Linked DNA regions of Mus musculus: region 2 is linked to region 1. Evidence: chromatin loops called from intact Hi-C (ENCODE). Cell type or tissue: left cerebral cortex. All regions are shown on one strand. Each heading gives the region's core, and the rest is flanking DNA. Links, peaks and the distances in the headings are about the cores only.

The links. Hi-C counts contacts between places; a loop is a spot of excess contacts. Peaks named below come from ENCODE experiments on the same cell type or tissue, not always from the same donor. Only the 100,000 strongest peaks of a DNase experiment are listed, where the experiment ranks them.
Region 2: it touches region 1 in a loop (2.6-fold over the local background); 24 of 42 quality-filtered maps call a loop at or near these places.

The regions. Positions count from the first base shown.
Region 1 is chr17:35,986,119-36,001,926 of GRCm38, forward strand. A930015D03Rik (RIKEN cDNA A930015D03 gene) reads left to right here and starts at 8,386. Exons shown (of 2, transcript NR_015618.2): 1 at 8,386-8,442. Gnl1 (guanine nucleotide binding protein-like 1) reads left to right here. Exons shown (of 12, transcript NM_008136.2): 9 at 1,347-1,525; 10 at 1,607-1,769; 11 at 1,995-2,135; 12 at 2,403-3,344. The coding sequence ends at 2,644. In left cerebral cortex, for the core only: CTCF peaks have their summits at 7,719 (motif pointing left) and 11,031 (motif pointing right); DNase peaks (open chromatin) are centred at 7,723, 8,352, 8,919 and 11,035; H3K4me3 peaks cover 2,630 bases; H3K27ac peaks cover 1,888 bases.
Region 2 is chr17:36,036,349-36,052,156 of GRCm38, forward strand. It overlaps H2-T22 (histocompatibility 2, T region locus 22), which reads right to left and starts at 6,394. Exons shown (of 9, transcript NM_010397.5): 1 at 5,994-6,394; 2 at 5,520-5,780; 3 at 5,101-5,337; 4 at 4,130-4,405; 5 at 3,877-3,981; 6 at 2,994-3,026; 7 at 2,829-2,875; 8 at 2,637-2,706; 9 at 2,059-2,428. The coding sequence starts at 6,078. The coding sequence ends at 2,403. It overlaps Gm6034 (predicted gene 6034), which reads left to right and starts at 6,613. Exons shown (of 3, transcript NM_001034909.3): 1 at 6,613-6,869. The coding sequence starts at 6,782. It overlaps A930015D03Rik (RIKEN cDNA A930015D03 gene), which reads left to right. Exons shown (of 2, transcript NR_015618.2): 2 at 1,085-1,826. In left cerebral cortex, for the core only: no CTCF peak of the experiment used is centred there; a DNase peak (open chromatin) is centred at 6,480; H3K4me3 peaks cover 1,586 bases; H3K27ac peaks cover 209 bases.

The DNA.
Region 1 (15,808 bases), core at 3,604-11,603:
ACTGACCGCTCTTCCGGAAGACCCTGGTTCAGTTCCCAGTACGCACTGGTAGCTCACAGATGTCTGTAACTTCAGTCCTAGGGGATCAGACTCACACAGACACATGCAGGCAACAACATACTCAATGCACATAATATAAGATAAATAAGCTACCAAGAGGACAGTCACCAGGGGAACTCAGTAATTGGTAACACACATAGCTGAGTCTTTAGGGTTGTGGGTTTGTTTTTGTTTTATGTGAGGTTTCTGTTGTTTCTAAACAGTCTCACTGTGCAGTTTAGGCTGTCCTCAAACTCTGAGCTATCTTTCTGCCTCAGCCTTTGAAGTGCTGGGATTACAGCCACGTGTCATCACACTGGGCTAGGAGTTTTACTCGGAGAACAGAAAAGTCTGCTAGTCAGAGGGGAGCTGTCTCCTCTGCTACCCCTGGAGAAAAGGTAGCCTGGTGTGCTCAGAAGGAGCTGGCCAGCTTGTGCATCTCCTCTCAAGTGCTGTGTGTGGGCGGAGCTGTGTGCCACAGGGCTGGGCTTTTGTCAGGTGACTGAGATGCAGGACCAGGAGCTCAAGGGCAGTGTCTCGGACTTCCAGATTGCTGGATCCTGGACCTGGAGGTAGATCAGAAGAAAAGTAGACGTGCTGAGTGTGGCATAGGCTCGAGCTCACTTTTCTGTTGCTGTAAAGACACACGACTAAGGCAGCCAGTAAAGGAGATACTTCACTGGGAGCTTGTTTACCGTTTCAGAGGATGAATCCATGACCGTAATAGCAGGGAGCATGGCAGCAGGCATGGTAAGAGGGAGGGAGGAGAGGAAGGAGGAACGGGTGGACAGACCAACTGATAGACAGACCAGAGAGACAGAGATATAGAGAGTTTGGGTCTAATGTGGAATTTTGACTCCTCAAAGCCCACCCCTAGTAACATACCTCCTCCAGCAAGGCCATACTTTGTAGACTAGTGGTGCTCAACCTGTGGGTCCTGACTCGTGTGTGTGTGTGTGTGTGTGTGTGTGTGTGTGTGAAGTTCGCACATCAGATATCCTGCATGTCAGATATTACAGTACAATTCATGACAGTAGCAAAAGTGTAGTTATGAAGTAGCAACAGTAATTTTGTGGATGGGGGTTCACCACAGCATCAGGAACTGTATTAAAGGGTCATAGCATTAGGAAGGTTGAGAACCACTGTCCTAGTCCACCCCAAAACGTTCCCACCAGCTAGGGGCCAAGCATTCAAATATCTGTGCCTCTGGGGGCCATTCTCATTCAAACCAGCACAGTGTTACCATGCTGGAGCCCCAACCACTGCTCAGCTTCTCTGGCCCACAGTCCTTTGCATTGCCTTTCTAGGTTTCCCCAATGTGGGGAAGTCCTCTCTGATCAACGGGCTGGTGGGGCGGAAGGTGGTGAGTGTCTCCAGAACGCCAGGCCACACCCGGTATTTTCAGACCTACTTTCTGACCCCCTCTGTGAAGCTCTGTGACTGCCCGGGCCTTATCTTCCCCTCGCTGCTGCCCAGGCAGCTGCAGGTATGTGGTAGAAAGGGGCTGGATCTGGGTGGGGAGGAGAGAGGGTGGACCTGTGCAAGGTGCTAAGTGCTGTTTCCACAGGTTCTGGCTGGAATCTACCCCATTGCCCAGATCCAGGAGCCCTACACTTCTGTGGGCTACCTGGCCTCCAGAATCCCCGTGCAGGCCCTGCTGCACCTGCGCCACCCAGAGGCAGAGGACCCTTCGGCTGAGCACCCCTGGTGTGCCTGGGACATCTGTGAAGGTGGGCTTCCTGGCCTCTCCCTTTTGTCTCTTGTCTACCCTGTCCTCCCCACTCAGATTCTGGCCGCAAGAAAGGAGTTGTCTGCTTGCCCCTAAATTTCTTTACTCTGCTACAATCAAGAACTCTTCCCTGGACTGTGTGGAACACTGAAAAGACTGGGCGTGGGGCTGACGGGACTGGAGCCTGGTTCCCGGGTGTCCCTGACTTACTGTTTTCTCTGTTTAGCTTGGGCAGAGAAACGTGGTTATAAAACGGCCAAGGCAGCTCGAAATGACGTGTACAGAGCGGCCAATAGCCTACTTCGCCTGGCAGTGGATGGCCGCCTCAGCCTATGTTTCTACCCTCCTGGTTACAGCGAACAGAGAGGTGAGAGCCCACGTGTTCTCCACGGTCCCTACTGAGGGGTCAGCCTCAGGGTAGACCTCAAGGCCAGCCAGGGCTACTCTGGGCAGTTCTGGTGATAGTTTACTGATGTGCAAATGGGTGGCTGTGGGGACTTGAGGGCATGCAGGAACTTTGTCAGCTCTGCAGGTAGGCAATCATGTGAGGGGTGCGTGCCAGCATTTGAAGACTTGCCTTTGCCTTCACCTCTGCCCCAGCTCGTTTGCTCAGACATCTGTTTGTGTTCCTCAGGCACCTGGGAGTCTCACCCAGAGACTGCAGAGCTGGTGCTGTCGCAGGGCAGGGTGGGGCCGGCAGGTGATGAGGAGGAGGAAGAGGAGGAGGAACTGAGCAGCTCCTGTGAGGAGGAAGGAGAGGAGGACCGGGATGCAGATGAAGAGGGAGAAGGAGATGAGGACACCCCAACTTCAGATCCTGGGTCCTGCCTAACAGCCCGAAACCCGTATGCCCTGCTCGGGGAGGATGAGTGCTGAGCCCCACCTGGTACCACGTCCCCCTCAGCAGCTTTGCTTCTGGGCTGAGCTGGAGGTGTCTTCCCTTTGCCACCCTGATTGTGAATAAAGATTGTCTGCTTTGTAGCCCCTTCCCCAGGTGGCCTGAGGTGAGAGCGGTCGGTGTGGGCTGACCGCTGTGGGAGGCTTTTTGCCTTTCTTCTTCATTCTCTTTGGGAAGCAGAGCTATCTGAGGCCGCTGCCCACTCTCTCACATAGCACTTTAGGAATCCCCATGGACAGAGGAGGTCTATGGCAGGCTCACCTGGTATTAGCCCTCCTCTCCTTCACTTCAACAGAGTCCTGTTACCCCCTGTTGCCTGGCCTTGGTTTTACGAGCGCTTTGTGGGTGAAGGAGCCGTGGAGGTGTGTCACCACGGAAGCTTTTTATAGGGATTTTCTAGACTCAGTGAACATTTATCAAATCTGTGTCTGGGACTGTGCTAAGTACAAAACCCTTTGTATGGTGCCGGAGCCAGGACTGCTCGTGACCCAGACCTCATGGAGCACAGACTTTGGGATTAAGATGGGTGTGTGAAGGTTCTCCAAATTCTGGGGACCTGTGGATTATATTCTGGAACTTACTGATACTGAAATGTAAATATGACAAAAAGCTTGTGAAAAAAAATTAATGAAACGTGTGCAGGCGGAGACTTAATTATAGCAAACAGCATTCACTGTTGGAGCAGAGCGGCTCTTTAAGTCGCGTCAGGTCCCATTAAGAGCATGGGAGCAAAGAGCGCCAGCTGTGCAGACCCAGTTCTTGAGCCCATTTGCTCTGGTTTGGGGGTGGAGTTCAGACTGTTTAAGGTCTGACCCAGAAGTTGGCAGGTGGCTGGGGCCATCTTTAGGAGTTCTCTGTATCCAGTGGAAATGAGAACCCTGGGCTGAATTCCTGGTGAAAAAGGAGGCAGCCACAGTGTTGTCCAGTTGGGTGGTAGCACAGACTGCAGGGTGTGGCTTGCTCTGTAGAGGCATCTCCTTCAGGGCCTGGGTCAGTAGCATGTTCTCCAGTGCCAGCGCCAATCTGCCAACCGAGAGAAAGGAACTCGAGAAGAGGCTGAGGCCCCCGGCCATGAATTCCTAAAATGTTCACTCCCTTCAATGGCTCCAAGAAGGACATGATGAGTCCTGTAACCTGCACTGCCATACGGAGTTAGAACCACACCATGTGACCGTGCATGAAGGTTATGTACCCAGAATGTTAGAAAGGAGGAAAAGGCGCAACTAAGAAAAATCCAGTCTCTAATCTAGGGCTCTTTGGCCTCACAAACAACACACAGTTGGCCGTTGTGTCTGCCCCTTGATGCTTGTGTTCCCTGTCCTCTGTTGACTCAAGGTTCCCCATGGGTGTTTGGGTGAGTTGGGTTGGGGTGGAGTTGACATGGGGAGCCGTATGGACTTGAGCTGGAGACCTCACTAGAACCATTATTATTATTATGAATTTTTTTTTTCTGAGACAGGGTTTTTCTGTGTAGCTCCAGCTGTCCTGGAACCCACTTTGTAGACCAGGCTGGCCTCGAACTCAGAAATCTGCCTGCCTCTGCCTCCTCTGCCTCTGCCTCCTCTGCCTCCTCCGCCTCCGCCTCCGCCTCCGCCTCTGCCTCTGCCTCCTCTGCCTCTGCCTCCTCTGCCTCTGCCTCCTCTGCCTCTGCCTCCTCTGCCTCTGCCTCCTCTGCCTCTGCCTCCTCTGCCTCTGCCTCCTCTGCCTCTGCCTCCTCTGCCTCTGCCTCCTCTGCCTCTGCCTCCTCTGCCTCTGCCTCCTCTGCCTCTGCCTCCTCTGCCTCTGCCTCCTCTGCCTCTGCCTCCTCTGCCTCTGCCTCCTCTGCCTCTGCCTCCTCTGCCTCTGCCTCCTCTGCCTCTGCCTCCTCTGCCTCTGCCTCTGCCTCTGCCTCTGCCTCTGCCTCTGCCTCTGCCTCTGCCTCTGCCTCTGCCTCCCGAGTGCTGGGTTTAAAGGCGAGCGCCATCATGCCCGGCCCATTATTTTTTTTTTAAAGGCTTAGATCTCACTGCATTCCTGGACTTGCGGTGTAGAACAGGCTGGCTTTGAACTCACGTGGATCTGGAGGCAGCTCACTCCCAAAGGAATTGGGATATGTGTGCTCAGTCAGTGTTCCTATCTTGCTCATTTTATAGGAAAACAATACCAGGCAGAGCTGTCTTAGTGACAGAGAGGTCAGGGAGAAGAAAGGCCATCTGAGGCTGGGGAAAGACTGAGAGGAAGAACATGTGTTCAGTATCCCTCCCTCCTGTGCTCGGGTATCATAGCCATCCTCACTCCCTCGCTTTGGCTGTGGTCGAACTGGGCTCTGGCATGTGGCTAGCCAGTCTAGCGTTCTTTCTACAGCTCTCATTCTGAAGCAGGGAGCGAGCCGGGAGTGGTCCAGGTGAGTTAAGTCATTAGCCCCAACCAACGAGGGAACCAACAAAAGTTAGCCGGCAACTATTTGCCAGAAGTCGTGGGACCAATTCTGTATATTCTTTTTCAATACAGTGTCTTAACTCCAGCAGACCATAGAAGAGCCACCACTGCTAGCACAACTTATTCACATGTAGCTAGAGTGAACCCCCCAGGACTCACTTACCCACTGAACAGTCTCTGAGTTATTAGTACCTGTCAATCACTGCTAAGGGGTAAGAAGGATATCACTGCTAAGGGGTAAGAAGGATAAACAGCCCTTGTGGAAGCCGGGCGTGGTGGCGCACGCCTTTAATCCCAGCACTTGGGAGGCAGAGGCAGGCAGATTTCTGAGTTCGAGGCCAGCCTGGTCTACAGAGTGAGTTCCAGGACAGCCAGGGCTATACAGAGAAACCCTGTCTCGAAAAACAAAAACAACAACAAAAAATAGCCCTTGTGGAGCGCATGGTTTGTTGAGTGATGAAAGTAATACTTTTTTTTTAAGTGTGCTAAATGCTGGGAGAAGAGTGACAAAAGATCCCCGGGGTCCTGCTCAGGAAGTGTTGACATGGCTGGACACTGTGCCCTCCATCTCTGCTCTTTGGATTGGAGCTCATTGATTGGCTAAAATGTCTGGCCAATGAGCTCCAGGAATCTTCCTACCACTTATCTCCCAAGCGCTAAGGTGAACAAACAGCTGGCTTTTTAAGTGCTGGTGGTCCCAACTCAGGCCTGTAAGCCATCTTCACAGCTCTGGACGCTGGATCTTCGCGAGGTTGTGCAAGGCTGAGAAAGAACAGCTGTTTCTGGTGCTATGGGAACCCTGACGGGGAAGCCAGTCTCCTCGAGTCTGACTCAACAGCCTAGAGGAGCAGAGAGGTTCGCGCAGGCCAAACTAAACACTGGGCTAGAGGGGTTCCACAGATGCGGGTCCAGGAAGTGTGTTCTAGCTGAGGGGCTGTTTCTACCATACAGGAGGGTGGAGAGAAACGGTGTACCATGGACAGTAACCCTGGGCACCGAAGAAAGAGGAGAACATACAAAAGGTAGGTGGAAGTGAGAGGGAACGCAGTGTGTGCATTGGTGGTGTAAAGACGCGTTCTGGGGCAACGAGTGCAAGGAGTTAGGAGAGGTTGTAGAGGTCTCCGGCCACGTTAGTAATATTTATTTAGTTTGTTTATATGAGTACACTGTAGCTGTCTTTAGAGACAGCAGAAGAGGGCATCAGGTCCCATTACAGATGGTTGTGAGCCACCACGCGGTTGCTGGGAATTGAACTCAGCTCTTAACCATTGAGCCAGCTCTTCAGTCCCCATTTTAAAGAACGAATCCGTGAAGGTAGGCATGGTGGGACACACCTTTAATTCCAGCACTCGGGAGGCAAAGGCAGTTGAATCTCTGTGAATTTGAGGCCAGCCTTATCTTACAGAGTGAGTTTCAGAACAGCCAGGGCTGTTAAACAGAAATCCTGTCTGGAAACAAAACAGAAAACCCATAGAGCTGGGTGTGGTGGGGCACACCTTTAATTCCAGAGCTTGGAAGGCACAGGCAGATCTCTGAGTTTCAGTCCAGCCAGAGCTCCACCATGAGACCCTGTTGGAAAAAAAAAATAATAAAAATTTAACCCTAGGACTAAAAGGCAGGGAAATAATTGGCTGTAGACCACTGTGTTTGCAACTTGGACATTTATTTGGAAGGGGAAAGTGACCAGAGGGTTTTATAGCCATCCTAGAAGGAAAATGAACCAGAAACAGTGGGGGAAAGACTGTTTGACTGTTTGATAGATGGACAGGCTGTTGGATTGCTTCTCTCTCTCTCTCTCTCTCTCTCTCTCTCTCGTGTGTGTGTGTGTGTGTGTGTGTGTGTGTGTGTGTGTGTGTGTTGGTGATGGAGTTGTAGAGTAAGGGAACAGAGTGTAGCATGGCTCTAGTTTGGCATGTTTGTTATGGGCGATCTCCAGAGACAATATATGCAGACAGTATATGCAAGCACAGCTTGGGGAAGAGATGCTGGCTGGAGACATTGGGCACCATCAGCATAGAGGTGGGAGGAGAGGAATAGGTCATCTTCAGAGTGTAGTGTAAGCTGAGAACCTGTGTAGGAAGAGAGGAGAATTTGCAGGCGTCTTACTTCTTGTCTGGGAAGAGGAGTAAGCCAGTTAGAGAAAACCAGGAATGTAAAGGGGAGGGAGGAGAGAAGGCCCAGAGGAAGACGATGGAGGTTGAAGGTAATTGGGTTGGGGGTGGGGGGTGGGCAGGGTCAGGGTGGCATTGAACATTGTGGTGCAGTGGACCCATTGAAGAGATGAGCTTGAAGGCCCCATATAGCGGATAGAGGTGCAGGCATTGGAATAAGGATGTAATTGTCAAGTAATTTGGCTATGGGGTGGAGAGAAGGCTCAGCAATTTAGGAGCACTTGATTCTCTTCCAGGGTTTCTAGCATTCACACCCAGCAGCTCACAACAGCCTATAACTGGTGGTGACGTTCAGATAGCTGTGCGGCTACAGCTCATCTTTATGTTGAAATATTATGTATCAGTAGGTAGTAAGTAATGAGTAGCTGCAACAGCAGGAAAAACACTTGGAACTCAAGATCCCCACAGCCTTGGGTAAAGGGTCGGTCCACCGCACCTGCGACTCCGCAGTGCCACCTGCTGGTCAAGATGCGTCATGGCTGCGCAGAGGAAACCCTGACGTCGCGCGACGTTCGATGGAGCTGGGCTGTGGTGCACCCCTTTAACCCCAGCTTTTCAGGCTGAGACAAGAGGATTGCTGTGAACAGATAGGCTATCCTGGGCTAAATAACAAGACCTTATCTCATACCACAAATAAAAATTATCTTAGAGCTATTGCGTTGCTGCTGTTTTGAAACCGTTTAGCTTCGTTCTTCTACTCGTAGCAGATTTCAATGGTTGGAAAAAGTCATTTATTTATTTATTTATTTATTTATTTATTTATTTATTTATTTATTTATTTATTTATTTATTTGGTTTTATTTTTTGAGACAGGGTTTCTCTGTGTAGCCCTGGCTGTCTTGGAATTCACTCTGTAGACCAGGCTGGCCTCGAACTCAGACACCAACCTGCCTGCCTAGTGCCGAGTGTTAGGATTAAAGGTGTGTGCCACCACGGCCAGCTCGAGATAATTTCTAATACCATCTGACAGTCCATTCTTTGGGTGAAATGGTCCCCCATAGGTTCAAGTGTTTGAACGGTCGGTCCCCAGCTGCTAGCGGTTTTTGGGGAACCTTTAAGAAGGTGGAGCCTTGATAGCGGAAGTCCCACCCAACGGGTGAAGAAGACGGATGTGTTTCGCCCGTGGGCTTGGCTTTGCGTCTAGTCCGGCGTCGCAGACCGGTTTCGCCATGTCTCTTCCTCAAACGGTAAGCCCACGAAAACCTTTTAAAGTCGCTGTTTGTTTGTTTTGGTCAGAAATGTCGGTTATCAAATCTAGAAAAGCGTACAATCGTCAAGCCTTCGCAACTTGAAGCGCCTACTATAGTATTTTTCATTTTAATTTTCTCGGCTCAACTAAGCTTACTTAGTAGATTTATTCATTCATTTCAGGACAGGTTTTCTCTGTGTAGCCCTGACTTTCCTGGAGCTCGATCTGTTGACTAGGCTGGCCTCGAACCCAGATCTATCTGCCTAGGCCTACGGAGTGCTGGAAATAAAGACCTGCACCACCATGCCCGGCCCTCATTAGATTTTAATTTCCCCAGCTTTATTTATTTAGGTGTAAGTGACAAAAATTGCACACGTTTGAAATATATAACGTGGTGTGTTAAAACACATTGTTTAGGGCCGCGGAGGTTGCTTAATCGGTAAAGAGCTTGCTTTGTAGCACAGGACCTCCGAGGTTGATCATCGGAAATCGCTTTAAAAATGTGAGCGTGGTGGCTTGTTATGAAAACCCAGCTGGGAGGAAGACAGGCCGATCCCCGGGACTACTCGGGACTACTCGGTGAACCGCAGTAGCCTAAGTAGTGAGTCTTAGAGGAAAAAAAAATGGAGGCTGTGTTAGGAAAGATACAGTTGTCCTCTGGTCTCCACTCTTCACACCTTATAAAGGGAATGGTGGTAGGCACGGTGTCTCACTCCTTTAATGCCAGCATTCAGGAGGTGGATTTCTGTGAGGTCAGGATGAATGAGCCATGGAAGAGATTAAGCCAGTTACTCAGAGAACTCGATATTGGTTTTTTTTTTTTTTGGAGGGGGGGGGACTGGGGGGGGGGCGGTCTTGCTATGTAGTAGGGTCTGGCCTGGACTCTGTCTGCCTTTGCCTATTGAACGCTAGGATTAAAGGCATTCGCCACCATGTCTGGTTGAAATGAAGTTCTTGATGTGTTAGAAGTCTAATAAGCAGGGCTGGAGAGAGGGCTCAGCAGGTAAGAGCACCGGCTGCTCTTCCAGAGGACCCAGGTTCAGTGTCCAGCACTGGTGGCTGCATGCAGGCAAAAATATTCATACATTGGATCCTGGGTGGTCACAGGAAACATTGTTTAATGAAAGTTGCTAGCCCAGATCACATTCTTGCTGAGTTGAAATTTGGTGCTGGTAGTTCATAGCATGTCCGTACACAGCAGGGAAAATACAGATGGTATTATCCGCCCGAGAAGATTGCTCAGACATGGGTTTAAGCCACTAGAAAGTCTTTAGTAGCTGGCTGGGGGTGACACTGAGTGTCCAGGCTCCCAGTGTCCCCGAGTCTTTCTCTGAGTGAACTTTTTTTTTATTGTTTTTTTTTTATTAGGTATTTTCCTCGTTTACATTTTCAATGCTATCCCAAAGGTCCCCCATACCCCCCCCCCCCGAGTGAACTTTTAAACACCAAAAACCATGTTCTGGGTTGACATACTTGAGTTAACAAGAACAGTTATCCAGAAGCAGACAGCAATGTTAGTACATTTAGACATTTCCCCAGAACTACAGACTTTGATGGATTAAGTCTTTGTTTTCATTTTGTCCGGGGGATACTGTCTTGGTGCTGAGTTTTACATCCTGAATGGCACTTCCATCATGGAGTCACTTGTGCTAAGGTCTCAGAGGCCTACTGAGTGGTTGTTATTGACTATCTTGTTAATAACAAGACTATTAACAGAGGTGGCTAAGAATTGACGGAGAAGTGTAAGGCCTTGAGAGACAAATCACGTGCTGGGGTCCTTGGTTAGTGTGATTACAGAGAGTTTGGTATGTCCTAACTAACTGCTTCTGACAGGTACCCAATGCAAAGGGCAGACAGAAAGCCTCTTATACCTTTTATGGCTTCTGAGCTGAGAGCTAGCTAGCCCTGGCTTCTCAGTATAGTAGTGGTGGTCTGGCAGTGCCCATTAAATATGCTAAGGATACTAGTGGAGATCCTGAGTCTGCTACTGCCCCCGGCCCCCTTCCCCTCCCCCCTCCTTTCTCAGGAAACACCTTCCTAGACACATCAACTGTTTAATAGCATCTTGCTTCATAACGAGTGGCTGTCTTCTTCTGGACCTACCTCCATCAGCTCTCATTGCTTCTAGGCCAATAATGAATGTAGATGAAAGGATTTTTCAGAGTAGAACGGGGCGTTTTGGAAGGAGATTGCTACACTAAAGAGTAGCAGGGCCGGGCGTGGTGGCGCACGCCTTTAATCCCAGCACTCGGGAGGCAGAGGCAGGTGGATCTCTGAGTTCGAGGCCAGCCTGGTCTACAAAGTGAGTTCCAGGACAGCCAGGGCTATACAGAGAAACCCTGTCTCGAAAAACCAAAAAAAAAAAAAAAAAAAAAGAGTAGCAGGGTTCTGCTCTCATTCTCCTCTCCTCCCCTCCCCATCACCTCTTCCCAGTACCCTTATGTGTTCTGTGGCTGGAGAGCGACCAAGCTGCTGCTGGATCGAGTGATGGGATCCCCGATACGTGTTGCACCGTTTTGCACCACTAGGGGATGCAAGCAGGCCTTGTCTGTGGTTTAGGCTGACAGTTCTAGGCGGCTGTCTAGAAAGACCGAGAAGATGGAGATTCTACGATCAGTTCCCCAAAAGGTCACTAGAGGGCAGCATCTGACAGGAGGTTGCATATTGGCAGGAAGGCTAGGTGACCCTGGCCCAGCCAGTCACGAAGACAGGGCAGGCAGGCTTCGTCTTACTCACCTGCCAAGAGTGAAGCATGAATCTGGCCAGAATTCTAACGAGGAGCAACCATCTTTCACAATTGTAGCTTGATTACTTTGCATTCTTTCTTTGAATTCATCTTCACAAGGATTGACAAACATTTTTTCTCCTGTCTTAAATGGTTATGTCTGCCACAACAGTAAATACTCAAAACCTGTTGCTTGGTTATCCTGCCACACTTTGCTCTTCTCTATGCTAGCGGGAGACTTTGTCTATATTATCTCACCTTAAATCATGCTCAGTGATGTCACTTTGCAGGGGTTGGTTTTGATTTTTTTGTCTATTGTATAACCTTGACTATCCTGGAACTCACTCTGTAGACTAAGCCTCTTTCGAGCTCCAAAAAAACCGACCCCTCCGCCCCTCCCCCAGCCCCGTGCCAAGATCAAAGATGTGCCCCGCTGCCCAGCTCACTTTGCATTTTTTATATCACAGAGATTAGCAAATTTGAGGCCGGAGAGATCGCTCAGTCAGCAAAAGCGCTATCTGTACAAGCACGAGGCTCTGATTTCAAATCCCTTGCACCCGAGTGAAAATCAGCCTGGTGGCAGCTCGCAATCCTCTCACTAGGGAGGCAGAGGCGTGGTGATGGGGGTTGGTGGGTGGGGCTTCCAGGCCAGTCAGGTTTGTTGGGTTAGCCAGCTCCTGTGGGCTTGGGGTGCGGGCTGAATAAAAAGGGACCGGCTACTAGGAGCACTCCCCACTCTCTGCTTCTCGATTGTGGGTGCAGTGTGACCAGCAACCTTGCCTTCCCAGCCATGGTAAAGTGAGTGTATCTTTCAAAGGGTGAGCCAAAAAAAGATACTTCTTTAAGTGTTTTGTTTTTTCTTTTCTTTTTCTTTCTTTTCTTTTTTGAGGTATTTTGTTTCAGTACTGAGAAAAGTGATGGCTACTTTGTGACATGTAACTTACTCACTTAAGGTTTAGTTCCTCAATTTGGATGCTTGGTTCCCAGTTGGTGGAGTGTTGTGAAGGACTAGGGGTGTGGCCTTGTTGGAGGAGGTGTGTCCCTAGGGTGGCTTTTAAGATTTTGAAAGTCCTTGCCAGACCCAGTCTGCCTCTGTCTGTCTGTCTGTCTGTCTTTCCTCTGCCTGTGGATCATGATTTAAAGCTCTCAGCTACTTTTCTAGCGCCATGCCTGTCTGTTTGGCATGCTTCCTCTTGGGATGGTAATGGACTAACCCTCTGAAACGGAAAGCAAGCACCCAGTAAGTTTGTTTTCTTTCTTTCTTTTTCTTTCCTTCTTTCTTTCTTTCTTTCTTTCTTTCTTTTATAAGGAGAGGAGACAGAGGGAGAGGGCTAGAGGAAGGGAGACACTGGGAGAGACTAACTTAAGTTGTAGAGGAATCAGTCTGTGTTCAGTGGAAGAGGCTGGCAGGTGCAGTGGCAGTGGCAGTGGCAGTGTGGGCAGACACCAGGGCACTTATTGGTAGTGAGGGGAAGGGATAGCCCAGAACACTGTGTGTGAGAGGCAGCTGTTTCCTCTCCCTCTCCCCCCTCCTCTCTCTCTCTCTCTCTCTCTCTCTCTCTCTTTCTCTCGCTCTCTCGCTCTCGCTCTAATAGTTATATTCTCTAAAATGGTTACATTATTAAATTAACCTCATGCAAGGCCATCATCACCTGCCTCCTGCTGTACCTTAACTGCTTTGTTTGCTTAAATAAGAATTAGGGAAACAGATTATTTAATTACTGGGAAACTTGGGTTGATGAGAAGGCTCAGTGGGTAAAGGCACATGTCACCAAGCTTGATCACGTGAGTTCCAGCTCTTGGACTCACATTCTTGGGTAAGAACCCACCATACAGTTTGTTATCTGGCCTTACACGTGTACCTTGACAACCACGTGCCAAATTCCTAAGAGATGGAACAAAGTTCTAAATAATGCTAAACATCTTTTGTTGTACAAAATAAAACAATTATTGAAGTTAGCTTGACATTTTAGTACTTTAAATAATAAATATAATTTTTCAGATTAACCACCTTAGGGACGCTTCAATGGCAGTAAATATATCCATATCTTTGTGTGACCATCCGTACCATCTGTCTTCAGAACTTCTTCACCTTGTAAAACTGAAACTCTGTATCCATTAAACAGAAACTTTTCATTTCTCCCTTTGGTCGGCACCCGACAGTAGTCCCAGGTTGCAGATGTTTGCCACACACACAGTACCCGACCACTTCCTTTTGTTAGAATAACCTTAACTCCCCACGTGTTTCTTCTAAATTTAGCGTTCACCTCCTTCTCTCTTTGTGCACCATGTGGGTACAAAGCCTGTGGAGAAAAAAAAGCTTGAAGCCCTAGTAAGAGATACACTCTTGGGCTGGCGAGATGGCTCAGCGGGTAAGAGCACTGACTGCTCCTCCAAAGGTTCTGAGTTCAAATCCCAGCAACCACATGGTGGCTCACAGTGTACTTACATATAAGTAAATCTTAAAAAAAAAAAAAAGAGATACACTCTTTTGTTTGTTTTATGTATTTAGGTAAATCTTTGTTTAACATATATTTTTGTTTTATGAGTGTGTATATTTTTGTCTGTGCACCATGTATGTGCCTAGAGCCAGAGTTACAAAAGCTTGTAATCTGCCATGTGGGTACTGAGAACTGAACCCAGGTCCTCTGTAAGAATGCTCAACAATCATAGCTGCTGAGCCATCTCTCCAGCCCCTTATTTGGTTTTTTGAAACAGGGTCTCTCTTGATGTAGCCCTGATTATACTAGAACTTGCTATGTAAACCAGGTCAGCCTTGAACTCACAGAGATCCGCCTGCTTCTGTCTCCTGAGTGCTGGGATTAAAGGCGTGTATCACTGTTCCTGGCTGAATGTAGGTTTTAAGTTTCACCAAACCTTGTTGCCACCAACCTTGAGAAATATGAATTGGACCCCACAGCACACTAGCAAAGATAGGAGAGATGGCTCAGTGGTCAAGAACACCAGGCTGCTCCTGCAGAGGATCACACGGTGGCTCACAGCTGTCTGTCACATTTCCAGGGCATCCGAGACCCCCTTCCAACTTTCTAAGTTCGAGGCCAGCCTGGTCTACAAAGTGAGTTCCAGGATAGCCAGGGCTACACAGAGAAACCCTGTCTCGAAAAAACAAAACAAACAAACAAACAAAAGTTAAAAAAAAAAAAAGATAAGAATTCAAAGATGTTTATTGGGGCTTAAGAGAAGGCTCCTTGGGTACAGGGCATATTGCCAAGCTCAATGACTTAAGTTTGATCCCCAGACCGCATGTGAGAACTGACTCCCACAAGCTGTCCTGTGACCCTCACATGTACACACATACACTCACTCACCCACTCACTCACTCACTAAATACATGCATGTATACTAACGATTTTTATTAGTTTCTTCTTTATCCTCTGGCCTTTATGCATACCATATACTGTTGTAACTCCCGAATTACTGATACTAGAGAGACTATACAATGTTGTACAGTTTGCCTCTGTGTTCCCTGCCAGAGGCTCCCATCCTCCGTCCCCCTCCCCTAGCATTAGAATGGCATTCAACTCTCCTGCTGTTAAGCAGCAAAACTGCCTGTCCTTGAGACCTTAGAGAAATAACAAGCTCAAGGGAGACCATGGAAAAAGTAAAAGGTAAACAGAGGTCGGGTCACAGACAGCTATGACTGGCCATAAAAGTAGTCCTTGAACAAACAGCCATTAACCCCCCCTCCCTCCTGCTTCATGGCGAACCGAGTTCAAACTTGGAAATAAAAGACTCTTTTGCGAGTTGCAGTGGACTTTGCAGTTTTTAGACTCATCTGGATTTCCTGGGGACCCAGGGCATAACAATACCACGCAAGAGCTTGAGTCTTTTGTGTGTGTGTGTGGTTTTTCAAGACAGGGTTTCTCTGTGTAGCCCTGGCTGTCTTGGAACTCACTCTGTAGACCAGGCTGGCCTCGAACTCCTCCGCCTGCCTGTGCCTCCCGAGTGCTGGGGTTAAAGATGTGCGCCACCGTGCCCAGCAAGAGCTTGAATCTTGTCATCTCTCTGCCAAGTTCACTTAGTCATTTCTACCACATCTGGGACTGCTTGCTAGGGTGGGGAATTCCACACTGGGGCTTGGTCAGAGCACTTGGCTTTCCCAGCCTCTTTAAAGGTCTTGACATAGTCTCGTCTCGTCTCGTCTCGTCTCTTCTCTTCTCTTCTCTTCTCTTCTCTTCTCTTCTCTTCTCTTTGTTTTTGTTGTTTTTTGTTTGTTTTGTTTTATTTATTTGTTTCTTTCTTAAAACATTTTTATTGATTCTCTGGGATTTTTACACCATGCACCCCTATCAGACTCACTTCCCAGTCCTTCCATGCTTCCCACCCATGTGACTCTCCAAAGGAAAGCAAAAATAAAGATAAAAAAGGTTCAATTTGTGTTATGTCTATGCTCATTGGAGCATAAGTTCTAAGTCTGCTCCTTAGAACTGAGTCCTTCCTGTCCCACGCCCCGCCAGAAGCCATCAACTGTGGTGAGCTGTACTTCAGCATCCCTCCCACACTTTTGAAGAGTTCTCTTTGGTCAGGTGGTGGTGGCGCACACCTTTAATCCCAGCACTTGGGAGGAAGAATTCTCTTTGGTGGCTTTCCGTCTGGGCTGTTTTATGGGGGGGCGGGG
Region 2 (15,808 bases), core at 2,675-10,674, 49 kb after region 1:
GACAGCTACAGTGTACTTATGTATAATAGTAAATAAATGTTTGGGCCTGAGCGAGCAGGGTTGACTGGAGCGACCGGGACCCGACCTGAGTAAACAGGGCTGACCGGAACGAGCAGAGGTCCTAAAATTCAACTCCTAACAACCACACGAAGGCTCACAACCATCTGTACAGCTACAGCATACTCACATACATAAAAATAAATAAATAAATCTTTTTTTTTTTTTAAAGATGGGTTCCTTAACTCCAAGAGTTAAGCCAGCAAGGGGATTTAGAAAGGATATTTGTAAAACAATCCATTAATTTACCATGCAACCTTGTTGTACATGGTAATTTATACAGACTTTTCCACTCAGGCATTAAGTGTAATCTTGTCAAGACTTGATTTTCTATTACCTTAAAAAATATTAGGGGGCTGGAGAGATGGCTCAGCGGTTAAGAGCACTGACTGCTCTTCTGAAGGTCCAGAGTTCAAATCCCAGCAACCACATGGTGGCTCACAACCATCCGTAATGAAGTCTGATGCCCTCTTCTGGAGTGTCTGAAGACAGCTACAGTGTACATACATATGATAAATAAATAAATCTTTAAAAAAAAAAGAAAAAAATATTAGAATTTGGGGCTGGAGAGGTGGCTCCGTGGTTAAGAGAGAGCACTGACTGCTTTTGCGGAGAACCTGTGTTTGAATCCCACATACAGCAGGCAGCTTACAACCGTGGTCGCTGATGAGGTGAATATTGAAAATTTGGTTTTGGAAAAAGAAAAGACACACAGAGCAAAGAACAATATTTCAGATCTGGATTTATTTGATTTCTTAAAAGTATGTTTACTTTTAAATTAATTAATTATATCTTTTGAGACAGTTACTTTGTATCACCCTGGCAGTCCTGGAACTCTGTAGACCAGGCTGGCCTCAAACTCAGAAATCCCCCTGCCTCTGCCTCCCAAGTGCTGGGATTAATGGCCAGCAGCAGCCATTTTTTCTTAACATTTATCTTTCTCTTTTCTTGGCACCTCTCTAAATCTTCCTGCCGAAAGTCTACATTAACATGCTTTTATTTTTTTCTTTTTCCTGGCCCTTCCCAGGTGTTCGGCTATGACAAGATGAAGCTGGATGTCTCCTTCCCAGACGCTGGCTGCCAGCAACTCCTGGAGCATGAATGCAAGCTATGTACTTTCCAGGAGAGGCGAATGGTCACACAAGTAGCTGCTGACCCTCTGGTGAATAGTCAAAGGGATACATGGTCCGAACCAGCGATGGGAACAGCAAACAAGGCTTTCCCTTGGAAGGTCCCAGCAAGGTGTCTGGACCCACGGCCAAGTGCACCTGCTGTTGTGACCAAGGAAAGCTGGAGAGAGGCAGGCTGAGTCTGTCTGCAGGCACGTTACGGATGCCAGTCTGAGTCCTCAACTCGGTTATCATGAGCCAAGGAGAAAAGGAGATTCCTGGACTGACAGATACTCCTGGGCCCCAAAGAACTGCAGAATCGGAAAGCTTTTCAGTCTTTCCAAAGAAGCTGATGGTGCCAGTCAACACGTTGTGAGAAAGCAAGCAAAGAAGGGAAGAAGCCCAGGACCACAGCCCCCAAGATCCAAGACCCAGCATCTCCTTACTCCACCTGTCCTGCAACAAAACACCAATGTATTGTTCAGTAGAGACTAGGTGCTATGGAGATGGAGAGAGGCTGTAGAGCTAAGCGTTGCTATGGAGACCGAGGAGAGGCTACAGAGCTAAGCCTTGGGCCAAGAGAATGAAGGAAGCCACAGAAAAAATGCCAAGATCAGACTGCCAAGAGATGTAGGCTGCTTTTACCTCCAAGTCAAAGTCAAGTAAAAATGAGTAACAACAAATGAGCCGACCTTCAAAAAATACTTTGTTGGGTCAGCCAGGTGCTCAGTGGGTAAAGGCACTGTGTCCAAGTTTGCTGACCTGAGAACCATCCCTGGGACCTACCTGGTGGAGGAAGAGAACTGACTCCAGCAAGTTGTCCTCTGTCTCCCACACGTGCGCTATAGCTCTCACATGCACATACCCAATAAATAAATAGATTTAAGACACCTTAAAATTAAAAAGATATATTTTTTAATTAAACCCTATCTCTATTAGTCCACAGTTCTTTTCTGCATCAAAGCCATTGATCCCAATTTGACCTGATTAAATGTCCCTGAAGCACTGAGGGTAGGACCCAGAGTGCTGTGGGTGAGAGGAGGGAGCTTTGTGTCCCTGGGACCCTTGACAAGGTGACAAAATGCCTGACTAGAAGCCGAGTAGGCAAGAGACAGGTGTTCAGATCCTTGAGCCAGAAAGGTGAGATGTGTTTCTGTCCAGGGTGGCAAGAACTGGCCTGCTGTCCTCACAGCCCAGCCACTCAAAGGGGCATCTCCCAGATGATCCTAAATCCAGTCAAGGTGACAGTAAAGACTCGCCAACTGATGGGATATAAAAGGAAAGATTGCATTCTTCAGTAACTGTTGCAGGTGATCCCACAGAGGCGGTGGGTGAGGGGGAACAGCTGGGAGTGTTCTCTGGAGGGTGAGGAGGCTAAGTGAAGCCTTCTGGGAGACAACACCGACAGAGTTGGGGGTGGGGTGGGGAAGACAGGCTGATACCTCTTTCGGGGTGACATGGTAAACAAACCTGAAGTTCCTGGGGAGTGGCCTAGACAAGTTTTACAGGACTTAATCTTCCAAAAGCAAACCCCCATCTCCTATAGGAGTAAGAACAGGTTCAGGGCAGTTACTGTAACCCGTGATGTTCCAAATAGCTCGCTTCTCACTCAGATCTCTCTACCTGCCCATCACGAGTCCTCTGTGCCACCCCATGTTTTACCTCATCATCCACAACAGTCTTGCTAGAGTCTTGGGGACTGTCTCTGCCTAGGAAAGACCAAAACAGGATCCAGTCAGACTTCAGAAGACTAGAGGCTAAAGGAGGAACTGCGGTGGGCTCCCATGGGCTCCAAGGGTCTCAGAGATCACTCCTCACCACACTCACCTGCTTCTTGGGTGTCACGCCTTCCTCTCCCACCTGAGGAAAGAAAAACCACATATGGGTGGCATGGGAGTAGGGAGTCATAAGGGCCTAGACCAGTGGTTCTCTTCCTTCCTAATGCTGTGGCCTCTAATAGAGTATTCTCATGTTGTCATGACCCCCACCTATAACATTATTTTGTTACTACTTCATAACTATAATTTTGCTTCTGTTACAAATTGTAATGTAAGTATCTCATATGTCGGATGCCAGAGGACAACCCCCAAAGGACTCTCGGCCCACAGTTTGAGAACCACTGGTCTAGCAAAACCCCTTAGTTCTGGGCCCAAGGGAAATTAAGTTTTCTTTTTCTTTCTTTCTTTCTTTCTTTCTTTCTTTCTTTCTTTCTTTCTTTCTTTCTTTCTCTCTCTCTCTCTCTTTTTGTTTAAATATTATTTACTTATTTATGAGTACACTGTAGCTGTCTTCAGCTACAGCAGAAGAGGGCATCAGATCCCATTACAGATGGTTGTGAGCCACCATGTGGTTCCTGGGAATTGAACTCAGGACCTCTGGCAGAGCAGTCAGTGCTCTTAACTGTTGAGCCATCTCTCCAGCCCCCCCCCCCCCAAGGGAAATTTCTAGGACTGAGGTGATGTAGGACCTCCTTGGAGTTTTGTCCCCAGTGAGACCTTTGCCTGTGACAGCTGGTCATGAGGTCCCAGGCACCAGAACCATTCTCAAGAAGAAACTGCTGTTTAGTCCCCTTCACTTAAGGTTAAACAAAAAGGCTCCAGGCTAAGAGGACTGTGGATGCTACATCCTGTTACCTAAGTAGGGTATGCCTCTACCTAAGGCTTCAAACCCTCAATGGGACAAGGAAACCCAGAACACATTTCTCCCCTACCTGCATTCTTCTTCATGCATATGCAAACCACACAGAGACAAATGATGAACAAAATGAAAACCATGGCAACAATCCAAATCCAAGGCTTTTGGTACCATGCAGGCTCTGGGAAGCAAAGGGAAGTGAAGGGAGGGAAGGGCAGGAGAGGGGAAGAGAAGGTGAAGACCATTCATCTCTCAGCCCTGACCAGCTCAGGGTCTACAGAAGGCTCCAGCTTTCCCTGAACCCAGCTCTGCACCCACACCCTCCTTACCCCATCTCAGGATGAGGGGCTCAGGCAGCCCCTCATGGTACACATGGCATGTGTAACTCTGCTCTTTCCCAAGAGGCACCACCACAGCTGCCCACTTCTGGAAGGTTCCATCCCCTGCAGGCCTGGTCTCCACAAGCTCCATGTCCTGGGTCAGCTCCTCCCCATTCAACTGCCAGGTCAGGGTGATGTCAGCAGGGTAGAAGCCCAGGGCCCAACACCTCAGGGTGACATCACCTTCAGGTCTGGGGTGACGGGTCACATGTGCCTTTGGAGGGTCTGAGGGAGAGAGTTGAAAGGATGAGGCATCGTGCTTTCTTCTGGGGACTCAGCAGTGTTCATGTGACCATCCTGGGGTGGGATTATGGTGTCCATCATCTAGACACCAGCTAGAGCACCTGCTCCTGGGAGGATCTGCTCTTAGGGATGCCTTAGGATGTGAGCAGGACAACATGGACAGGAGGCTCCAGGTCTCTGCAGACTCATGGGAAGGGCTTCTGGTCCTCAGCTGGGTGAGGGCCAAGAGACTGAGAAAAGCTGGAGTCTGACTCCAGAGACACTGAAGTCTGGGGCACAGAACAAGTTCTGAGAAATAGCTCCCAATTGGCCTAGGATCATTGCTCAAGTCAAGAATTTGTTGATCAGTTACTAAAAGATTGGTCTCCAAAATGAATTTCTTGCTAGTAAGAGAGGGGTTGTCCTGTGAAGAAGTCATTGTTTTGTCACAGATCTGGAACACAAGAGCCTCTTGCCTCTCTGGACTTGGGGAGGAGTGAGAAAAGTCCTTCCCATTCACCTGCCTCCCTCTCCTCTTTTGCGAATGCTAAGGATCTAAACCAGAAGTTGTGCTTGCTGGGGAGTGCTCAACTGTGAGCTGTACTCCAAGTCCTCTCTTCCCACCCAGCACCTCCAGCTCTCCAAACTCCCAGCAAGTAGCCTAAAGGAAACAGACATGGTTTGGCTCCCCTGGGCACCTGAACGCAGCAGCCTCTCCTTCCCTTTTTCCAGGTATTTCTGCAGCAGATCTGAGCAGTGGCTCTTCAGGTCCTGAGAGATGTGAGGTACAGTGCTGTTTCCCACTGTACAGGAACTTGGGTTTTCGTTCAGGGTGGGGAGATCCTCGCTATCATAGGCGAGCTGGTTGTACCAGAGACACAGGTGCCGATCTGGCTCCACATCGCAGCCTTGCAGCCACTGTAGTGTGTGAGAGTCTAGGAAGGACATAGTTGGTGGTCAGTCCTGTCGCAGCAACACGAGTAGAACACAGACCAACTCCAAGTAAATCCCTGCAGACTCTTGGTTTTTGAGGAACTGGGCATGTGTTGGGTGAAACTCTGGTCTAGTGAATATGGACAACCCTGGTACATCCTTGGGATGGGTTCGGATCACTCACCGTCCATGCTCTTGTTGTAAAAATGAACCAGGGTCATCAGATTCCTTTCAGACAGCTGTCCTTGAATTGTGACTATACGAGTCTGCTGCTCCCAGTTATCTGCTTCCTCCTGCTCCAGCCAGGGTGCCATCCTCGGAGTCTCCTCCTTGCTGCTGAAGCGCAGGACCTGCATGTCGTCCACATAGCCGACGATTATGAACCAGGGCTCCCCAAGGCCAGGCCGGGACACAGCGGTGTAGAAATACCTAAGCGAGTGTGAACCTGGGAGGAGGAGCGCGATGAGACCCCGACCTCCTCCTCCTCGATCCCCATCTCGATCTCGAGCGGGAGTGCGGGCCGGGAAGGGAGCAGGGCGCCAAGCTCGGGACAGCTGAAAAAGGGGGGCTGGAGGATCTTGCTGGGTGGTGCAGAGACTGGGTGGTGCTATCCCTAGCCTTCCCAGTAGAGACAGTTTCCCTCCCCGGTCTCACTCACCCAAAGGGATCCGAGTCCAGGATGGTCTGGCATCCAGCTGCAGGAGAAGGGCGCAGACCACAGCGGCCCTGAGGACCCAGGACATCTGGGACTGGGCAGATCTTGGACAGCTTTATAAACTAGAGCGACAGCGATTGTATTATCTCAGAACCCAACTTCAAATTACAGTCGCGAGTGATTGGAAAACACCAGAAAATCTGAATTTTAAAAGTAACCAAATGACACTACCTCTGGTCGCAGAATCGATTGTCCCAAACTGATCCTCTGTTTTATGTTGGAAATTCTTCCAGTGGCAAAAGCCGCCACTGGGTCTGACAATTCTGCAGGCCTACATCCTGCACCTTCTTGCTCTCAACCCTGCCTGGGGAGAGGAGGGTCGCAGAGAGAGCAGGGCGGTAAAAGGCGTTCCTTTCTCCCACGTCATGACTTCCTTTCTTGCCTTTTCATCTTAGCCCAGCGATTGGCTTCTTGTCGTCGTTATTAGCCAATCAAATAATTAGGAGAAATTGCCCTACAGAAAGTGAGAACTAGTGCCAAGTCATCAATATCTAGGCAGAAAAACTCAAGAGAAGTTGGGGATTCGAAAGTGAAACTAAGCCAATTAGGGACTCTCCCAGCTACTTTCCTCTTGAGGTCCTGAGAGTCCTTGCCTGCCAGGGATTTGCACAGACTCCCAAAGTGCCCAGAAAGCGCTGAAAGAGCTGTTCCTTCACTCCGTCTTCCCGAGACCTGTTCAGAGGCTGTCTGTGGAATCCAGGGGAGACTGCACACTGATCTCAGGCCCTCTCATGGGACACAGGACTCCTCCAGAAGGAAACATCCCAGGGCCCATGTTGGCAATAGCCAGCTTTTTGGTAGAATTCACTGGAGACCTAGGTGAGATCCCTTCTCCTGTCTGTCTGTCTGTCTGTCTGTCTGTCTGTCTGTCTGTCTCCCTTCAGGACTTTCCTTTTTAGGCCAGGCTTGCCTCAAACTCAGGAGATCCACCTGTTTCTCACCCCCGAGTGCTGGCATTAAAGACATGCACTGCCAAGGACCAGTGAGTTATATTTTCTCAATGAACCTGCCAAGTTGACTAGCTCGCATTATGGAGTTTTGCACAAGGTTGGGACTCATCTCTGAAGCAGAGTTCTCAAAGCTCACAGGGAACATGTGGCAGGATTCCATTTCTCAGTTTCTGGGCAAGGTCCCCTGTCCTTGCTGGATGGAGCAGAGCAGGAATGTTGGTTACTCTCCATGGACTTTGGGTTCTTTGGGTGGCTTTATGAAGGCCATTGGAGGAAATCTCCTGTGTAGAGTCATCACACTGTGGGTCTGGGCACAGAACGCAGTCCTTTTAATATTTGCCCTGATCAGGACAGTCCCTCAGAGTAAAGTCAGCTGGTTCGGAGCCCTAATGACTTTTGCAGAGTCCCTTCACTGAACTAGCATTTGATGGACTGACCTTGTGAAGGTTAATAGTCAGGGTGGTTATTGGGGGAGGGCTGGGGAGAAGGAGCCCAGCACTGCCTCATTCTTCTTTGTGTGGGAAATGGTTGTCAGGGGTCATGAAAATCTAATTGAGCTAGAGTGAGGGTGGTAGTGAATGAAAATGGTACAGCCATTTCACAGTTCTAGTCGTGGTGAAGGAAAAGGAAGAGCTCAGACTGAACACAGCCAGCAGAATAGACCTGGCCATGAGAGGGAGATGGGGGAAGGCAGTCGGAGGAGAGAGAGAGAGAGAGAGAGAGAGAGGGAGAGAGAGAGAGAGAGAGAGAGAGAGAGAGAGAGAGAGAGAGAGAGAGAGAGAGAGAGAGAGAGAGAGAGAACCAGGACAGGGAGAAGAAACAAAGTGGCCAAGAGCATCTAGCCAAGGGAGCTGTTGGCTGGCAGCTGGGCTGAAAGTTGAGAAGATGAGGGATGGAAAGGGGTGAAGCTTAGGGTCTGGAGAGGTTCAAAGGGTAGGGGGTGGGGGTTAGAGATACTGAGAAGAGCCAGGACTCTGGCAGAGGTTCTCAACCTTCCTGAAGCTGAGACCCTTTAACAAAGTTCCTCACATTGTGGTGAGCCCAACCATAATGTTATTTTTTGTTGCTACATTATAGCTGTAATGTTGCTGATGTTGTGAATCATGTAAATATCCATGATTTCCAACTAAGTTTGGTGACCATTGTGGAAGGGTTGCTGGACCCACAGGTTCAGAATCACTGCTGTAATAGATAATGGATGCTGAGAGAAAACAATGTCTAGAGTCCCCTTTGTTAGGATAATAGGAATCCCAGTTAGGGGTTAACACCCTATTTAGCTGTGAGAATTTTAATTCTTAAAATAAGGTGACAAGAATACTCCCTTATGATATCTTAGGGCAGGTTGAAAGGCTAGTTAGGATAATTCCCCATCTTTGAAAGCTCTGGATTTCAGAGTCCTAGAACTCCACGGGATGATTGTGGGAGATTTGCATTTCTCAGTTATTGCTACTATGTAGCAAAAAGCCAAGTACAGTATCTGGAGACTCCAACCACTGATACTTCTCACAGTGTGGGACATCAAGAGTTTGGTGAGCCTGGCTCAGGAGCTCTCCCAGGTCATAGTTGTGTTTTTCTTCTTGCTGTGTTTTCTCAAGGCTTTACTAGAGCTGGGGTCACATGAGATATGGCTTCCTCTTATGGCAGCTGGAAAGGACTCAGGTTCCTGCTGGTTGTCCCCAGGAGTCCTCTGTGCCCTAGGTCTCTCTTGAGATTTTTCTTGACAGAGCAGCTGACTTCTCTGGAGCCAGTCTTTAGAGAGAGAGAGAGAGAGAGAGAGAGAGAGAGAGAGAGAGGAAGAAGAGGAGGAGGAGGAGGGAGGAGAAGATGAAGAAGAAGAGGAGGAGGAGGAAGGAGGAGGAAGGAGGAGAAGAAGATGAAGAAGAGGAGGAGGAGGAAGGAGGAGGAAGGAGAAAGAACAGGATAGTGACAGAGAGAGAATGAAATCTGTACGGTATGCTCAGTATGCAATCCCAGACCACAGCTCACCCACCAGCCTCCCTCCTTCAGGAGTAGAGTGAGCAGGTCCTGAACACCCCCTCTCCACAGGAGGAATTAATTTTACCTCTGCGAGGAAATAAATAGCTGTCTCTGTTAAAACCTACACCAAAATCCAGTGTTACCCAACATCCTGTAAGTCAGAAGAACGTTTGCTCTATCTTCTCTATTTTATCTTTAATCAAATTCTTCTCTATTTTATCTTTAATCAAATAATACGAAAACTTGGGAAAACAAAGGAAGACACCGGTCAGAATTTCTTGAAAGATCTTTAAAATAAAGTTCTTTTTAAAATTTAACCCGTTTATTTTTTATTGTTTTGGCAAGCATCACACAAAATTTGCAAAACTGCCCTGCTCGGGATAGTTACACACTCTTGTGTTACTTCATAGGAGCTGTAAATGTGTATGATTGATACAATTCTTGCTGAGTCACATTCCAGAGATTTGACATTCACATTTCCAAGCTCAGACTAAAGAAAGCTCAGGAATTCCCATTAGACCAGCAGCACACTTACTTCTATCCTCACGTGTTATTTTTAAACTGACATTTGACATTTAAAGTATTATTTTTGCCTTTATACAAATCTGTCTTCATTTGTGAAATATAGCATATAATGACAGGCAATTCTATTTTTTAAATCAAAGTTTATTTAATGACAATGTATATTTTATAATGAATTTGTAGTAAAATATTGATGTTTAAACAAAGCATTTTTTATATAAAGCCATGTTATAGTGTGCAAAATTCGTTTAGAATATTGATGGTTCACCAAAGCTCATGTGATTGCCTGAGAACATGACTGTAGGTTTACTGAGGGCAGAGCAAAATTCACAGCAAGGTTGATGATACCCTTGTCATTATGTGTGTTAAGAACTGATGGTAGAGCCGGGCGGTGGTGGCGCACGCCTTTAATCCCAGCACTTGGGAGGCAGAGGCAGGTGGATTTCTGAGTTTGAGGCCACAAGGCCAGCCTGGTCTACAGAGTGAGTTCCAGGACAGCCAAGGCTATACAGAGAAACCCTGTCTCGAAAAACCAAAAAAAAAAAAAAAAAAAAAAAAAACTGATGGTAGAGCCGGGCAGTGGTGGCACATGCCTTTGATCCCAGAACGTGGGAGGCAGAGGCAGGCAGATTTATGAGTTCGAGGCCACAAGGCCAGCCTGGTCTACAGAGTGAGTTCCAGGACAGCCAAGGCTTCAACAGAGAAACGATGTCTGGAAAAACCAAAAAAAAAAAAAAGAACTGATGATAGCCGGGCAGTGGCGGTGCACGCCTTTAATCCCAGCACTTGGGAGGCAGAGGCAGGAGGATTTGTGAGTTTAAGGCCAGCCTGGTCTACAGACTAAGTTCCAGGACAGCCAGGGCTATACAGAGAAACCCTGTCTGGAAAAAAACAAAAAACAACAAACAAAACAGAAAAAAAAAGAACTGATATTGCAGGGGCTGGAGAGATGGCTCAGTGGTTAAAATCACTGGTTGCTCTTCTAGAGGACTGGGGTTCAATTCCCAGCACCTACAGGACAGCTCACAACTGCCTGTAACTCCAGTTCCAGGGGATCCTACTCCCTCCCCAGACTCCAGGCAGGAAGGTTGTGCACAGACACACATTGGGCCGAGAAAACCATACATATTAAATAAGTAGATAATTTTACATTAAATAAATAAATACATACATAAACAAATCAATAACTGATGCTGAGAACCAACTGTGTGGGAATCCTCATAACCAAGAGCCCTTGGTTTCACAAAGTGTGATCACCAACAACCTAACTGGCAGAGACCTCATTGCAGTCTCTGCAGGCCATAGTGGTTCCTGCCTTCAACAAGGCACTTGGAAGGCAGAGACAGGTGGATTGACAAGGTCTACAGAGTGAGTTCCAGACAGTCAGAGCTACATAGTGAGAGCCTGCCTCAAAACCAAACCAAACCAAACCACCAATAATGTGAGAACCACCAGTAGATTTGATGTTCATTTTCAGAGGCAGAAGATAAATCTGTATTTTCCAGTGAAAATTTGACAAAAGTCAAGCCCTGGCGTGTTTTCCCTCAAGTTCTAAGGTTAAAAAACTGCTTAAGTGTGTGGAAGTATTGTTATTTACATCACACAGTCCCTCCACCACTTAGCTCCTGACAGCAGCTGAGCCTTCTATATCCAGGAAGACCTTCCACTGGAGAGCCCTGCTGTGAAGTGTCAAAGCTGGAATGCCTTTAGCAAGTGTTGGTGTGAGAATCCAACACAGTCACTGTGTAGCTGCTCCCAGACAGTTGCTTGCCCTTAGGACCAGAAGCTTGAACTCAGAGACTTGTGACTCTGCCATGCATGTTTTCTGAGTGAGGGTGAATAACATGTTACAAAGTGGAGCAGGGTAGAACACAGTCTCCACAGGACTGCATTCCAGTTCCTTCGTCCTTTCTGTGATCCTACAGACAGGAGTTAGACTCTGGAAGATTGGGGGGAGAGAGGGTAGAATCTCAAGGCAAAGGCCCTGGAAGGAGGACATGTTCTCCTTGGGAGAAGTTCATGTCCTCAAGGCAGTCTCCTGAGTGTAGGGGCCTAGTTGGGCCTTGGGGGACAAGGATGGAAAAACACTTACTGCCATTAATCAGGCACCCCAAAGGAGAATGAGACAGGCACTACTCACAGGAACCAGAAAGGGCCTACTACTCCATACAAACTAAAATGGTGCAGAAATAAACACAGAAGAAGGTAGAAGAGCCAGAGCCAGGACTGAGCCAATGCTGTGATCAGTCCCAGCTGCCCTGGCTACTTAGAATCCTGGGGACAGGACAAGGTCAAGGACATCCCCCTGTCTCTTGGATCATAGAGTCTGTCAGCCTCTGGTTCCACCAAGTAACAAGGACAAAAGATCTGAGGAGGACAGAGCTGAGAGTGACCAGACCACACCAAAGTGGTCATGAGCTGGGCTCTAGATAGGCATGACCACAACCTCTTCCTGTCCCACCTGACGCTCAATGCAGGAAACATAGTTTCTGGAAGGTTCTCCATGCTGCCATTATTTCTGCCTCAGCACTCTGAATATTGTCAGTCCCTTAATTTACCCACTAATCAACCCTCAGCTCAAAGATTTGAGCATTCAGATTCCTATGTTCAGTGTGGAAGTGAGGAGCTGCAGCTCAGGGCAGCTTGGAGCTGTCAGGATGCAGATGTCCCTTAGTGCGTGCTGGGCCAGGAAGGATGGCTGTGGAAAGGAGAACAGGCAAGTTAGGGACAGGGTCCTTGTGTGCTAAGGTAGCCTGGGCTTTCCAGGTTTTTTTCCATTGTGCATAGAGGAAAAGCAAACAGTTTTAGACATTTCTAGTTTCTAAGTCAGAACTATCTCAGGGAATAAAAATAAGAGTCAGGACATTCAATATGAAGCCATCTCTAAGGCCCACCTCTCATTCAAAGGTCTAGATTTGAGTGGACCTGGGACCCAGTCCTCTCCTGTTTGCCTCAGGTCCAATCCCAGAACACATGTGTTACCTTTCAAGGTCTCCAGAATCAAGTCAGAGCCCTGGGCACTGTTGCTGCCTGCAGTAGAAGAAGTAAGACATTCAGGAGACTGACAGGTGGGGCTGGAGGAGCTAGTATGGGCTGCCTGAGCTCCAGCTTCACCCCAAGATTCTCAGAGACAATCTTGCCTCCCACACCTACCTCCAGCTGGAGCATAGACTGTTATTAGACGCGTTCTCACGACCGGCCAGGAAGAACACCACAGACCAGAATCTTCTGCGGCAAAGCTTTATTTCTTACATCTTCAGGAGCCAGGGTGCAGGAAGCAAGAGAGCAAGAAGCAAGAGAGCAAGAAGCAAGAGAGAGAGAAAACGAAACCCCGTCCCTCTTAAGGAGCATTCTCCTTCGCCTCGGACGTGTCACTCCCTGATTGGCTGCAGCCCATCGGCCGAGTTGACGTCACGGGGAAGGCAGAGCACAAGTAGTCATAAGATACCCTTGGCACATGCGCAGATTATTTGTTTACCACTTAGAACACAGCTGTCAGCGCCATCTTGTAACGGCGAATGTGGGCGCGGCTCCCAACATCTCCCCCTATCCTTTTAATAAGAGCAAATAGGCCACCCATATTAATGAGAGTGGAGATAGAGGTCAAATCCCCAGTGTGTAGGTAAAGGAGCCATGTACAGGATTAGCTCTTAGGCTTACAGGCTTTTACCCAGAGCAACCCTGACCTGCTCCCGTGTCGTTTTGCCTGGGGGAAGGGAACTAGGACACTGAACCTTCATGAAAGATGACATGTCTCCCTAGAATAGGCTCATATATGCCGCAGAGCCTTTCCATTGCAGTGCTTAGCCTTGCAACTCTCTCGGGCTGCTGAAGCACACTCACTCTATCCCGTGCAATGAGTCTAGCCTCATGGGATATAAGAGCTGAGTGGCCAGCGACCTATTGCCTAAGCATAGATATATCAGGGGAAGCTCCATGTTCTAGTCCTGCAAGCGCCTGGGCAATAACCACCTTGTCTCTCCTAGTTTGGGCCTTAAGCTTACAGACCAATCAAAGAAGCAACACTAATCCACAGCAAAGTGTATCTCCAAATAATATTAATCCCACCCATTTTTTAAAGAAAGAAAATGCTGAGGAGATCCAATTGGGTAATCCTTTGGTCAGGGACAGGTCCAAGCGCGTGGAGTTGACCTGAAGTCTCAATTCCCGAAGGGATCTGTTCAAATTCAGCCATCCAATTCTGTAACATATACTGAAAAAGACTTTTTGACAAATTAGCTGCCCTAGTAAATTTAACATACTGAATGGAAATAACACACAATCCCGGAAACTTTTGTTCACATCCCTGCTGAGTTATTTGTCATAATACATCTAGTTGTATCTGGACAAGATCTATGAGTTGATTAACCAGCATGAGACCTCTCTGTATCTTGACATTAGCTGAGGCCTGTTCATCTATGACTGTAGTCACTGAGGCTGACAAAGTGTTAATGGTGTCAGTCATCTGGACCTGTCCAGACAGAGCCAAGGCTGTCTGAATCAAGGCTAAACCCAGTTCCTAGTTAGTGGTAAAAAGCAGGAGAATACTTGAGCATTATACATCACCGTCATTGGGAGTGGAAATATCGACATTATCCCCCAACGCTGCTCTCTCTTTATTATTGACGCCCTGGACATCACCAAGACGAGGGACATTAGTATTCCCTTGGTCAGTCTGGATTTTTCGGGTGAGTCTTTCTGGTACCCAAAATGGGTTGTCTTCATTCTGTGGGAAAACACAGATAGCTCCCCTGGATCTTATCAAAATAGGATCCGGGCCATACCATTTATTATCAAGGACATTTTTCCATTTAACCATCTCATTGGGCCTATCTGGCTCTGAACAATGACGTTCAGCCGCAGTATGGCCATGAACATCAATATTTAAAAAATTGAGTGTAAAGAGTGCCAAAGACACCGACACTCTTGGTGCTCGGGGTAAAATCTCTTCAATTCCCCTCTTCTGTTTTATAAGATAGGCTTTGAGGGTGCGATGCGCACGCTCAACAATACCCTGTCCTTGAGGGTTGTATGGAAGTCCAGTCAGGTGGGTTACGTCCATCTGACGGCAGAACTGTTGGAATTTTTGAGACGTATAAGCTGGTCCATTATCAGTCTTAAGGAGTCTGGGTTTCCCCCAAGCACTCCATGCCTCAAGACAATGTTGAATCACATGTGAGGCTTTTTCTCCGGTTAACGGAGAAGCAAACATGATGCCAGAACATGTGTCAATGGACACATGGAGATATTGAAGTTTTCCAAAGGAAGAAACATGTGTAACATCCATTTGCCAGACCTGTAGAGGTCGAATACCGCGTGGGTTAATTCCCACATGAGGAACTGGCAAGAACTCACAGCAGCTTTGACATTGAGTAACAATGTCACGGGCTTCTTTTCTTGTCAAGGAGAAACGACTGCGTAATGTTTCAGCCGTCACATGAAAATTGTTATGAAAATTTCTTGCAGCCTCTACCGGGGATGATAGGGCAGCAGCCACCACTTTAGTGGCCTTATCTGCCAAATCATTTCCCAGAGCCATGGGGCCAGGTAGGCCTGAATGGGCTCTAACATGAGTAATATAAACAGGAGATCTTCTAGATAACAAAACTAATTGTATCTGCTGAAAAATATTGGCAACTCTACTGGAAGGCTTAATCACTCCAGCCACTTCTAAAAGATTTACTGCATTAACCACATAACAGGAATCTGACACAATATTAAGGGGTTCTAAAAAGGTTTTTAAAACTTCTAAGACCACTAAACATTCTACCACTTGAGGTGAATTTTCATTATATTGTTTGGATACCACTTTACCATTAGCCACATAGGCACCTATGCCAGTTTTTGATCCATCAGTATATACCACAATCCCATTTTTAAGTGGGTTTCTTACTGTTATTTGTGGAAACACAACAGATTGATTTTGGGCAAACTGTAAGATTGGATGTTTTGGATAATGGTTATCTATTTTTCCTGAAAAGGAGGTAACTAAAACTGCCCAATCATTAGATGTGGCTGCCAAGGTTTGAACCTGTGCAGCGGTATAAGGTACAATTAAAAGATATGGACTTTGCCCAAAGTGGGTGATTGCTGCTTTTAGACCTTTAAGGGCAAGCTGTGCAATTGCATCAGGATACCAATCTATTATTTTAGCTGGGGATATGTTTGGATGGATCCACAACAATGGCCCATTCTGCCACAAAACTGCAGTTGGCAATTGTGCTGTCTTAAAGACACACAAACTGAAAGGCTGCGAATCCTCAATACGTTGTAATTGTGCATTCTGTAAGGCATTTTCCACTTTTTGTA